Regions from separate parts of the Homo sapiens genome. Here regions 2 and 3 are each linked to region 1. Evidence: chromatin contacts called from ENCODE Hi-C or POLR2A ChIA-PET data. All regions are on one chromosome and are shown on one strand. The core of a region is the stretch at or near the end of the contact, and the rest is flanking DNA. Distances in the headings are between cores, read along the strand shown. Region 1 overlaps TCF12 (transcription factor 12). Region 2 overlaps TCF12 (transcription factor 12). Region 3 overlaps TCF12 (transcription factor 12).

Region 1 (4,045 bases), core at 764-3,263:
TCCAGGCCACCAACTGTTATTTTTATAGCCCCAAATCAATGATATATAAGTACTTATATAGCTATTTAACCATGTAAGTAGTTATATGTTTATGGCTTAGTTGATAAGCCATGAATTATATGTTTATGGCCTACTTCATAAACATATAACTACCTACATGTTTAAGTAGCTATATAAGTACCTATACGATTATCATTGATATTGGTATGCTGGACCACAGACCTTAGACTATTTACTATCTGGCTCTTTGTGTGTAGTTTGCTAATCCCTAATACCAGGGACAAGTGTGGAAAAGTATGTAAGAGAAACTAATAAAATTTACAATTAACTATACATTAACTAATCGATTTAATTTGCTGTGAAGTGGACTAGTAATGTACTCCCATTTAATTGTCACTCCCTAGAAATTTCATGGAACTTTGAAAGTGTGATAATCCTCCAGAGGTATACTCAAACTAAAAAACAAATACGTAACACAAGAATGACTGTGGAACCACCAAAACATATCATGTATATGGAAATACCCAAAGAAACATTTTTCAAGATAAAGATTTAAAAACTCAGAACCATATATATATGTGTGTGGGTGCATATGCACGTGTGTGTGTGCACGCACGCGTGCACATGCGTACGTATCAGAAAGTCCTGAAATACAGGCAGAATGGCAAGTTCTAGTGTTCACAGAAACCTAAAATCAGGGGCCAGGCATGGTGGCTCACGCTTGTAATCGTAGCACTTTGAGAGGCCAAGCCTGGAGGATCGCTTGAACCTAAGAGTTCGGACCAGCCTGGGCAGCGCAACAAGACTGTGTCTCTACAAAGAATAATTTTTTAAAAATTAGTTGGGTGTGGTGGCACACACCTGTAGTCCTAGCTACTTGGGAGGCTGAGTGGGAGGATCACTGGAGCCTGGGAAGTTGGGGCTGCAGTAAGCCATAGATGTGTTACTGCACTCCAGTCTGGGCAACAGAGCAAGATTCTGTCTCAAAAAACAAAACAAAACAAAAAACAAAAACCACCACCACCAAAAAAAGCCTCCCTAAAATCTAAAATCACAAATAAAAACAACAAATACCAAACTGGAAGTCACAAAAACCATGAATTATGAAAGGCAAAGGCTGAATTTTCCAAGAAGAAAAAGAAGCTGAGATGTGGAAATAAGGAGATTACAAAAATGGTGAATTGACACTCAAAATAATCAATTGTTTTATGGGGCCTCACATAAAATGTGAGGCTTATTCAACTACAGCAATGTAGTAAAAAAACCTATATAACTAAAGACCAGAATGTAATGGAAACCTTCAGACAATAGTAATACTTGTACAATTTAAACCAAAGCAATTCAGTATATGCTTTCAAATTTTTTTAAAAAATTATTTTGATGGCTAATTAAAACTTACATAAATACCATGACCACTAATCAAGCTACTGCTAATTCTTCACTTTGAAAGAGGCCCTAGAGTTTTCAGGGTATGGGGAGTAAGTACCAGGAATACCTCCCCCTACTTCTATTCTTTATAACATATTATTTATCCAGTTCAAACATCTATGAGAATTTTAATATGAAACCATTTATTTTAAATAAAACATTCTGAAAGCCTTTATTAAATGATGAAGGCAGCATCTTTACTATAAGAAGTTAGTCTGGGCTAGATAAAGTGGCTCATGTCTATAATCCCAGCACTTTGGAAGACCAAGACAGGAAGATCACTTAAACCTAGGAGTTCAAGACCAATCTGGCCAACACAGCAAGACCTCATCTCTACTAAAAAAAAAAAAAAAAAAAGAGGAAGTGAATCCGAAATGTTACCACATAGGAGGCAAGATCTGTTAATGCTGCTCTAGGACTTTTCTTAAATCAAAACAGTGTCCCAAATTCTCAACTGCGTGCTATGGTGTGCTTCTGAAATTCTACGCATATAGCAGAACTGTAAAGCTACAAAAGCTCCTTAAAAGCAATCTTTCTCTTGTTCTCTAGCAACCAAGTAGCCACGGCCCCTGTCATCCACCTCCCTACAGGCAGAACTCAGAACATCTCTGGTTAGGAGTTCATGTTCACTTGGTTAGAACTAGACACAAACAATGGGAAGATTCAAAGAAGAACCATTTATCAGATCTATGCAACTGGCCCACTATAAAACAATAAGGATCCATAAAGATAACTACTGATCATAGACAATGCACACCCAAGTGACAATGAGGAAATGCACTGGATAAACAAGTAAAAGTAAAGGTGGTCCACTTGATTTAAGTCCCTAGAGTTTGCAAGGATGCATAGTTAAGCCAATGTTGTGAGCTCACCAAAAAATCCATTAGACCAGATAACTTAAAAAAAAAAAAACTCTGAAATATCCTCTACAGATAGTACGGTTGTCTCAAGCCACAGTTGATTGCTTTGATCAATCTTCTGTTGAATATCCCATAATATATAAACAAAACAAATCTACTATAAGTTGAATACCATGCAAAAGACTGAAGACTTCATGAGGTCCTGAAAAAGGTGTTAAAGAGCCATTTAATCAAATATAAAGTCACTAATGGATTACGACCTGAGTTAGAAATAGTAGGCTAAATCAACAAGATTCAAATGTGAAATACAGGATATATAGTATTACCATATAAATTTTCTGAGAAGAATACGCTAAAAAAATCAACAACTAATTCTTTGTTTACTCTAAGACCTAGTGAATAATATATAGTTCACTTTTTAATATTATATTCTTATTTTAATTTTAATTTTTGAAATATTTTTTTAAAATTCAAATGAAATATATTTTTTCCCTATATTTTCTGAAATCCTGGTTACTCTTTCAAGTAATTCATTCTAGGACGGATTACCCATAGATAAGAGGGATCTGAGTCCATACAGGAGTACTCTGGAAAGTGTGGAACCTCTTTCAAACTAAGGCGTTAGTATTACTTCGGTCTCTCTCAGACTGGGTAGAAAAGAAGCCTTCAGGTCATCTCTGGCTCACAGAAACAGCTTCAGAGAATGGCTATCAAAATTCATTCTAACCATAGAAAGAGAACTGCTTTTTAGGCTGTAGAGGCAGGGCAGGGGCATGGAAAAAGACGATACTGCCAGGAACAGGATGTTATAAATTAAATGCACATGTCCACTGATTAAAAACATTCCATACCACTAAGGAATAAGGTACCTTACAATATAGCAACCATGAAGAACAATTTAGAGCAATCTGGAAATACTGGAGTGAGGGAGCTAGAGAAGGAGAGACCAGAACACTGTACTCCTAAATTTTCCCACTTCTCACATCCACTCTCCTTGGCCCAATTTGCCTCTCCAGTTCTTATTCTTTCAACGAAACATTTGCAAGGTGAAAGAGGGAGGGCTGATGATATTGTTTAAACCCCTAGGTCCCCCATGCTCCAAATCAATCTATTCCTAGCCTTCTTAGATAAATGGGTTAATAAACACCACTTTTTGTTTCACCCGGTTTAAGTTAGGTTCTGTCACTTATAACAAAAAGAGTGCTGACTGGAATAAATGTGACCCACAATAAAACTTTTCCTGATCACCTCTGGTTGTGCCTGAATGTAATCTCTTCTGAATGTCTGTAAGAATTTATTCGTATCACTGACATTCTGCCACGTATATTAATTGTTGAAATTCTTATCCCTCTATCACACTAAAATAATAGTCTATAAAGATAGACTGAATATTATTCACTTTAATATTCTACCATACAGTACTTTCCTCTGTAAAAGGCAGAAAAAGGGCATGGTAAAGGGCAGAAAAAAATGGAGGAATGAATACATAAAAAAGATGGAGGAAGGTACTCAACAACTCAGACTGGTTAATGAGAGTTGAGCAATAGTGAAAGAAAGAACAAGACAGCAGAGCTATAATGTAGAAAAAGGCAGCAGATGAAACAAATGGTTGAACACAAGAAGTTAAAAAGAGGAAAAAAGCAACGTAGTGGAAAGGGACTGTGAGCTAGTCAGAATCAAGAGGGTCAATGCCATGTTTCTTTTTCTGTTTTTTTGTTTGTTTGTTTTGTTTTTTTGAGATGGAGTCTTGCTCTGTC
Region 2 (4,045 bases), core at 1,080-3,579, 53 kb before region 1:
GCAGTGGCGCTCGATAGCCTTGAACTCTTGGGTTCAATCCTCCTGCTTCAGCCTTCCAAGTAGCTAGGACTACAGGCACACACACCCACATAGGTTAATTTTACAACATTTTTGTAGAGATGGGGGTCTCTTATGTTGCCCAGGCTGGTCTTGAACTCCTGGCCTCAAGTCAGCCTCCCACCTCAGTCTCTCAAAGTGATGGGATTACAGGGGTGAGCCACCATGCCTGGCCTGCTAAGACTTAAATATGGTTCTTGCTACATGAGGACAAAATATGACATGTTCAATTTTCATTGAGCTGTCTCCAGTATTGCAATTTACTGCCATCCTATGTTTGAGTTTGAAAATAGGTAAAGGCCAGTCTCAACTTCTTGATGGGTCATAATCCAAAGTTGATTTGTGAGTAAGGCATAACTCAAAATAAAAATCTTACATATTAACTCATTATAACTGGATACACAAGTAAATTCAGGTCACAGTGTGTCAGAATAGAATATTTGCTGAATGGAGGAATGAGGAATGAAGGATGGAAGGAAAAAATGAAGGAAGGAAGAAAAGAAAAAAATCCCAACATTCTGTAACAGTAAATTAGAGAGAAGGCATGGGGTAATGGTAATGAACGAAGACTCTAGATGTAGACTAACCAGGTTTAAATTCCCACTTTGTTGCTTATTATCTAACAGCTCTGTCCCTTAGTTGCCTCATCTGTGAAACAAGGATAAAAATAGTTCTACCTCACTGGGTTTTTTGTGAGGATAAAATGTATTAACATCTTAAGTGCGTGGAACAGTGACAAACAAGGGGTAATTAAATTTTAGTTATTATTTTTGAACTGAAATGTACTGACTAGAAAATACATTTGACTATATTATACAATACTATATTGACTATATATATCTTAAATATTCATGCTTAAGGACAAAGTCTTAATTAGAAGAGAAAAAAATTAGATTCTAGGCAAAGAATTTAAAGGAAACTTTTGGATACTTTCAGAGGTTTTAAAATTCTTTATGCCTTTCATTTCATTAAAATTTAACGGCGTCACTCTTCTTAGCATTAATGAATGGGTAACTGGATCTCTTTGTATACATAGCCATAATCTGTTCACAACTGAAAAAAACAAAGATTCACCAAAGAAAGTATGCAAGATCCAGAAAAGGTGGTAGAGAGAGCTGAGAAGTCGAAACATAAAAGAACAGTCTAAAATGAATTTCAACAGAGTTTTAGATTTTGTAACATAGAGGAAAAAGGGTAGATATGTTTGAATATAATCTTTAGCCTGCCTATTCCTTGTTCCCTAAGGTTTGGGCAAAGTGGTTTTAGGGGAGCACCTTGGGTCTGATGGTCCCAAGTTTAGTAACTTTAGTAACAACCAAGATAGCTTGGTTGTTGTTTGAAGCTCACGGGGGAAAGAAGGGCAAACCATTTTTATTCAGTAAAAAGGAGCGCCAGGGTTAGCAGTGTGTAAACAGATGTTAAGTAGTTCACTATTTAAATGTTTTCATCTAGCGAAGACCCTATTCTTAAAATTATGTGCAAAAACCACTGGAAAACAGAGAATGAAAAAAGCCAAATGCTTGCTTCCTCTATCTCTTGGTATCTCTGTTTCATTTTGAAAATTTGCATTATATTACTGATATGGCTGGATTTAAGTCTGCCATTTTCTTACACGTCTACTATTTATCTCATTTGTTGTTTGTTCTTTTATCTTTCTCAAACTTCTTTTTTCTTTTCTTTTTTTTTTTTTAAAGACACAGGGTCTTCTTCTGTCACCCAGGGTGGAATGCAATGGCGTGATCACAGCTCACTGCAACCTTGAACTCTTGGGCTGAGATCCTCCCATGTCAGCTGCCCAAGTAGCTAAGACTATACCTGGTTTTTTTTTTGGAGAGACAGAGTCTTGCTATGTTGCCCCAGCTGGTCTGGAACTCCTGCCCTCAAGCAATCCTCCCACCTCCCCAAGTGTTGGGATTACAGGTATGAGCCACTATGCCCAGCTCTCAGCCTGCTTTTAGATTGAGCATTCCATTTAATAGCCACTATTGGTAGATAAGTTACATTTCTTTTTAATTTCTTAGCGATTGCCCTCAGTTTACAATATACATCTTTAACAGATGTTAAATCCTTCCTCCCATCTTTTAGATTACTGTTACATATTTTATAAAACCGACAATATAATGTACTAATTTTGCTTTAGACAGTTATTTCACAGTGTAATTTAAAAGGATGAAACGTATGTCTTTTATATTTACTTTCATTATTACCATTTCTGGAGCTCTCATTTCTTTGTATAGATCATGGGTTGGCACACTATGACTCATGGCCTGCTTCCTGTTTTTGTAAATAAAGTTTTACTGGAAAACAGCCATGCTCACTTGTTTATGTACTGTTCATAGTTGCTTTTGTGCTACAATGGCAGAGTTGAGTAGTTGTGACAGAAACTGTCTGACCCACAAAGCCTAAAATATGTAATATCTGGCTCTCTATGAAAAAAGTTTGCGGAGTCTTGGTGCAGATCCAAGTTTCTGTCTGGAGTGACATTCCCCCTGCTTGAAGAACTTACTCCAGCAGTTATTGTAGTCTGCTGGGAATGGATTTTCTCAGATTTTCATATATCTAGAAGTCTTTATCCTCTTTTTTAAGAAAATATTTTCAACAGATAAATAATTCCGGGTTGACACAGTTTTAAAAATTGTAATACATTAGAGATATCACTATCATCTTGCCTGCAAAGTTTCTGAAGAGAAGTCTGCTGTAGTTTATCTTTGTTGTTCTATACATGATGTGTTTTTTTTTCTGCCTCTGGTTGTCTTCAAGATTTTCTCATCTTTGGTTTTCAGCACTTTAAATATGTCTAAGGGAATATGTGTGGTGTGTGTGTGTGTGTGGAGGGGAGTTCTTGTTGTTTCTTAAGTCTTGCATCTATGGTTTGATGTCTTTCATTGCTTTTGGGAAATTCTTGGCCATTATCTCTTCAAATATTTCTTCTGCATTATTATTTATCCCTCTCATTCTGAAACTTTAAGCATACACATATTAGACTGATACTGTCCTGCAGCTCTGATCTTTTTTCATTTTTTTTCTCTTTGTGTTTTAGTTTGGATAATTTATACTGGCCTATATTCAAGTTCACCCATTTCTTCAGCAACTGGGTTGTCTACTGATGACCACAAAGGAATTATTTACCTCTGTTTTTTTTTTTATTACTACCATTTCAACTTGACTCATTATTTCCATCTATCAGCTAAATTCCCCATTAATTCATGCATGCTATGTTTCCCACTAGATCCTTTCAATATCTTAGCCAGAGCTATTTTCAAATCTTTGTCTGATAGTTCCAATAACAGGGCCACCTCTGAGCCTTGTTTTGTTAACTGTTTTGCCTCGATAGTTCCAATAACAGGGCCACCTCTGAGTCTTGTTTTGTTAACTGTTTTGCCTCTTGAAAGTATTTGTTTTGTTTTTCTCTTGCTTATGTGTGTGACTTATAATTTTGATGGATGCAGGATACTGTGGGTAGAACAGTAGTATATTTAGGCCTGGAAGTGGGTATGCCTCTTTCCATATAAGGACTTTAGAGTGAGAAATTCAGACAATCAGTTAGGAGTTTAGCTTGGTGTGACTGTTGCTGTGATGACTCTGAGTTTACCAGAGGCTTCCACTCCCTCTAGTGATCACCTGTTGTGCCTAGTGTTTAGCACGTGGCTGGGGTGCTGTAAAACTTTTCTGTTAGTATTTCATCCTCAGCTTATAACAGATGCTATAAACCTGTGCTTGAGAGTGGGTCTGTCCTCAAGCTTTTGCCCCTGCCCCAGTGGCAGACTGCTATTGCTTAGTACTCCTTAGGCTTGTGACGGAGGTAGTTCTCTGCTGTTTTAGTTCAGCCTCAGTACTTACAGAAACTGTGTGCTTGGGCCTCTTTGAAGGGTTCAAAAAAGTTAAAAGTTTGTAGTTTATCAGGCTTTTTTTTTTTTTGAGACAGAGTCTCATTGTCGCCAGGGTGGAGTGCAGTGGCACAGTGGCATGATCTCGGCTCACTGCAACC
Region 3 (4,045 bases), core at 615-3,114, 33 kb before region 1:
TACAAAAATAGTCTCTTTCATAGCATTTTACCAAAAAAACTGCTCAGAATACATGTTTTCATTTGAACAATTTTCCCTTCGTTTACTTTTTAATATTTTGATTCTTTTAAAAAAAGTTCTTTTTCCAATTACAGGAAGGAAATAAAAATAAATGCAACTCTTTTATGTAAAGTAAATCCATCTGGATGTTTGTTGCATCCCATACTACAAACCTGTGATCCCCAACCAGAATGAGTTATAGTAAAGCTGCAGGCAAAATTGTCTCCATATACCACAATCCATTATCCCTGTCAAGTTAATGTTCCATGTTGAGCCATATGGCATGGGTACACATTCAACAAAGGAAATTCCTTAAACTTGTTATAATCAGCACTTGCAGTCATCCAAAAAACTGACATAAACAGCTTTATTGTGTTTAGAGCATTTCAGTTAATATCCATGACAAAAACAGGAAACAGTACAGGAAAAGGAGGAGGAATGTGGGGGTGCACAGCTATTCAAAAAAAAAAAAACACAAAAACCCTCAAACTGTACATTTTATAATTAGATTTTTTTCCCTAAGCAAGTGATTTTCAATTACAGTAAGCTCCAACCTCTTGACAGTGATCCACTGGGCAAGATTTAAGAGAGAGGAAAAAAAAAATTAATGGCATCAGTTTTCCATGGTATGAGCAAATTTAAATCTTGAAGTCTTAATTGTATCTGATTCATATAAGCCATTTCTGGCAAAATAATGAATGATTTGAATTTTCATGTTTGTTTTCTTTCTACAGTTGTCTCATAATTGCTAAAATCTAATGGTGCTTCATTAAAAAAATAAGGCAATTTAAATAAAGAATCTTTATATGCATTAAGTGTAGGTCACAGATGAATCAAGGGCTCCCAGAAGCCTTTCGTACCTGGCACAGCCCTGCACATCAAATTCCAGTCAAGGTACAAGTAGAGCAGAACTTCATTTCAGCCCCCGCAGTGACAACAATAAAATGCTGAGAAAACACACTATCAAATACTGAACTCAGCATCAATTTCTGTTAATTACAGCCTTGTCAGCAACGTGATTATTCAAACAACTCATGCAAATGTTAATGAGGCCTTATTTGCATATTTATTTTTTCCTTTGTTGAAATGTCATTGATTATTACATTCTACTATGATGAATGTGGTTGATGATGTGCTCTGATATGTAATTAGTCATTAGGTGGAATGAATAGATCAATTATGAAAAAGGACTAAGATTAAGAAATATCAAACAAGACCGCCCAATATAACTATAGAATCTTTTAAAAAAAGAACCTAATAAATAATTTCTTGACATTTAAACTGCAACATCAGTAGTTTTCAATAAATAAACCACCACTCTTGTGAGGTTAAGTGAAAGCTTAAAAATACATCAGTACTCTGATAATCCAATTATGATCACAGAAACTATCTTTTAAAAAATTGCAAATCACTTCAAGTGGCATATCAAAACAACAAACAGCAAAAAAGAACAGATTTTGCTTTAAACTTGCACAAATTAGAAATACAGAAAGCGTAATCTATTATGAAGAGGAGGTAAAAATAGGTAAAAAGAGAAAAGCACATAACATCCTAGACAGAAGGAGTAGGAACCTGATGGAGAATGACTACCTTTACAAAAGGCAAGGTAAGCAAAAACAAACTCCTTCATATCCCAATTTGTTCTTAGAGGAAAAGGATTATTTAGCTTCTGAAACTGTTTGCTGTAACTATTCAGCCAGCACTTGCTATTCACAGATGGGAAAAAAAAAAAAAAACACATTACTGCAGACCAGATGGGAACATTCCACATGACCAAACCAATCAATCACCTCGGTGGGGCGCAGGTGCAACACAGCCGTGTAGCAACACACCATTTCACAGTCTATCGGGCACAAACACATGGCCACCAATCAATGGCACCCTGAGGACCTCGGAGGGGGCAGGCTCTCTGGAGTCTTACTGGTCCATGCCTGATGACTTCATAATCACACATCATTTCATTCACTAGAGGATACAAACTAGCATTCTAATAACCTTCTACTGAAAATGGTCATGTTGTGCATATTAATACAGGGTTGTTTCGAGTGAGGCAACTGACTTTACACGGCAGGCTAAGCAAGGCACGCAGTGCTAAAACAACCTGAAGCTAGAAACTTCTTCCTATTTGAAGATGGCTATTCTGTTCAGGCTCAGATCAATGGTAACATGATTCATTCTGCCACATCAAAGTTGGCATGCAAGGCTTGTATCCTACACAAAACAACTGTTAAACAATAGTATGAAACAAAGGAGGATGAAAGTAAAAATGGTAGTTGGTAATCTTGTATGAAGGATAAAAAGGCTTTGCATCCTTCTAAAATAACCTAGCTAAAACTGAATTGCAAATAAAAATTAGGTGACCATGAAAAAAATTTAAATGTAGAGTCACTGGCTTTGTTTTCCTCACATTCTCCTGGTGTGTGAGGGGTGACTCTGTATAGTGCATAATTACAAGAGAAGATAAATAGAACAATTTTCAGCAAACATTGCTATAATTAGACATAGGCAGAGCTCCATGATCTGTTAGGTAGCATCCACAGAGCTCTTGTCAGCTCCTTTTACTCAGAGAGGATGTAGGCAGGGATATCTTGGATAACTTAGTATTATGAATAACTGATTGACTATATGCCATGTACAGATGACACAATTTAAAAAGAAAAATCAGGAAAAATAGGTTTCATTCTTAAAAAAAGCAAACCAGCAAACTCAAATCCTTGGTGGGACAAGAATGGGCACACACGTGTTTAACCAGTAGATTTCTTTGATAATTCAGAGGGCAATTCGGCACCTTAAAGGTCCTTAGATTCCATTAGGAACATCAATCATCAGAGCCAGAAATCATGTGGAAACCAGTGTAACACACGTAGCTGAATCTGAATTGACCCTTTGACAACCCTGAAAGTTGACTTGGGTGATTAATTTTTGCTGCCAATATGTTTATTTGATCTCTCTCAAAAACAACATATAGAAAATCTAATTATTTCACATTTCAGATTAGGATGCTGGATACATAAGTATTTACTTGTAGATATAAATACTACACTTTGCACAAAAGGCTAATAGTGATTACATATTCTACAGTCTAAAAGAAAAAAATGTACACATTTGATGAAAATACGCCCACTACAACAGAGATTCCCTTTGGGAAAGAAATCTAGTGATTAGTCAAAATAAGATATTATTATTATTATACACTGTTTTGTTTGTTTTAGTGAGGGGGCTTGCTCTGTCACCCAAACCGGAGTGTAGTGGCACAATTTTAGCTCACTACTACCTGGAATTCCCGGGCTCAGGTGATTCTCCCACCTCAGCCTCCCAAGTAGCTGGGACTACAGGTACATGCCACCATGCCAGGCTGGACGATATCATGATTCCACAAAGAGAAAGCTGACAAGATAAACTCACTGGTGGTTTATTATACACCATTCACTTTAAAATGCATACCTAACTTCTTTTCCAAATCTTAGACTAGAAGAAGACATCAGACCCAAATCAGAAGACTCAGATTCTACTTCAGGTTCTTACTATTTGTTGTTTAGCCTTTATCAGATGAAATTATAACAATGAGTTCAATTTATTAATCTGTAGAACGATTAGAGAGGACCTTGAAGTTTCTCCTCATTTATAATCTCCCTTTGTGGCCTGACATAACTTTAAAGGCTCTGTCTAGTCATCTTCAGAGTATCATGTAGGGATGAACAGAGATCAAATGTGCCAGTTCCAAAAGTACAGCAGGAAAAGCATAATGAGATATACTTATTGTTATAAGTGGTCATTTAAAATTGATGATGAGTGATTGCTTTTATGAGGATACAAAGACAACCATTCCTTTGGTTTACAGAAGCATTAGTAAGTAAAAACAGTAATATTGGACTTAAAATTTGCTTGCTTTCTAAACAGAGTAACACCACCATTTGAAAAATGGTACAATGTTACCCACCCATCCCCCAAACAACATAATAAAAAGATCATAAAACCTCTCCAAACAATTTTCTGAAGTAACTAA

The links. A loop is a pair of places that touch in the nucleus more often than their neighbours do. ChIA-PET counts read pairs that join two places held with the same protein, here RNA polymerase II (POLR2A). Pooled maps may share reads with other maps.
Region 2: a pooled map shows a loop between it and region 1 (2.1-fold over the local background). The contact joins two enhancer-like sites. A Hi-C loop is called at or near these places in 1 of 168 maps with a recorded cell type or tissue (lower leg skin) and 2 of 50 pooled maps. POLR2A ChIA-PET finds 5 or more read pairs at or near these places in 2 of 52 experiments (activated B cell and activated CD4-positive, alpha-beta T cell).
Region 3: a pooled map shows a loop between it and region 1 (2.2-fold over the local background). The contact joins two enhancer-like sites. A Hi-C loop is called at or near these places in 5 of 168 maps with a recorded cell type or tissue (Caco-2, dorsolateral prefrontal cortex, endothelial cell of umbilical vein and 2 more), 1 of 37 single-sample maps with no recorded cell type and 5 of 50 pooled maps. POLR2A ChIA-PET finds 5 or more read pairs at or near these places in 9 of 52 experiments (A673, AG04450, GM12878 and 5 more).

What each region holds. Positions count from the first base shown.
Region 1 is chr15:57,098,164-57,102,208 of GRCh38, reverse strand. All of the region lies in intron 5 of TCF12 (transcription factor 12), which reads right to left. Among named protein-coding and RNA genes, the nearest start is that of SNORD13D, 180 kb to the left of the region's middle. Within about 2 kb of position 2,013, at least 3 of the 41 ENCODE cell types and tissues checked have a DNase peak (open chromatin) inside an H3K27ac peak, as active enhancers do.
Region 2 is chr15:57,151,700-57,155,744 of GRCh38, reverse strand. The region is part of intron 5 of TCF12 (transcription factor 12); the gene reads right to left. Among named protein-coding and RNA genes, the nearest start is that of SNORD13D, 120 kb to the left of the region's middle. Within about 2 kb of position 2,329, at least 3 of the 41 ENCODE cell types and tissues checked have a DNase peak (open chromatin) inside an H3K27ac peak, as active enhancers do.
Region 3 is chr15:57,131,355-57,135,399 of GRCh38, reverse strand. All of the region lies in intron 5 of TCF12 (transcription factor 12), which reads right to left. Among named protein-coding and RNA genes, the nearest start is that of SNORD13D, 150 kb to the left of the region's middle. RefSeq lists enhancers at 646-1,570, 1,640-2,354. Within about 2 kb of position 1,864, at least 3 of the 41 ENCODE cell types and tissues checked have a DNase peak (open chromatin) inside an H3K27ac peak, as active enhancers do.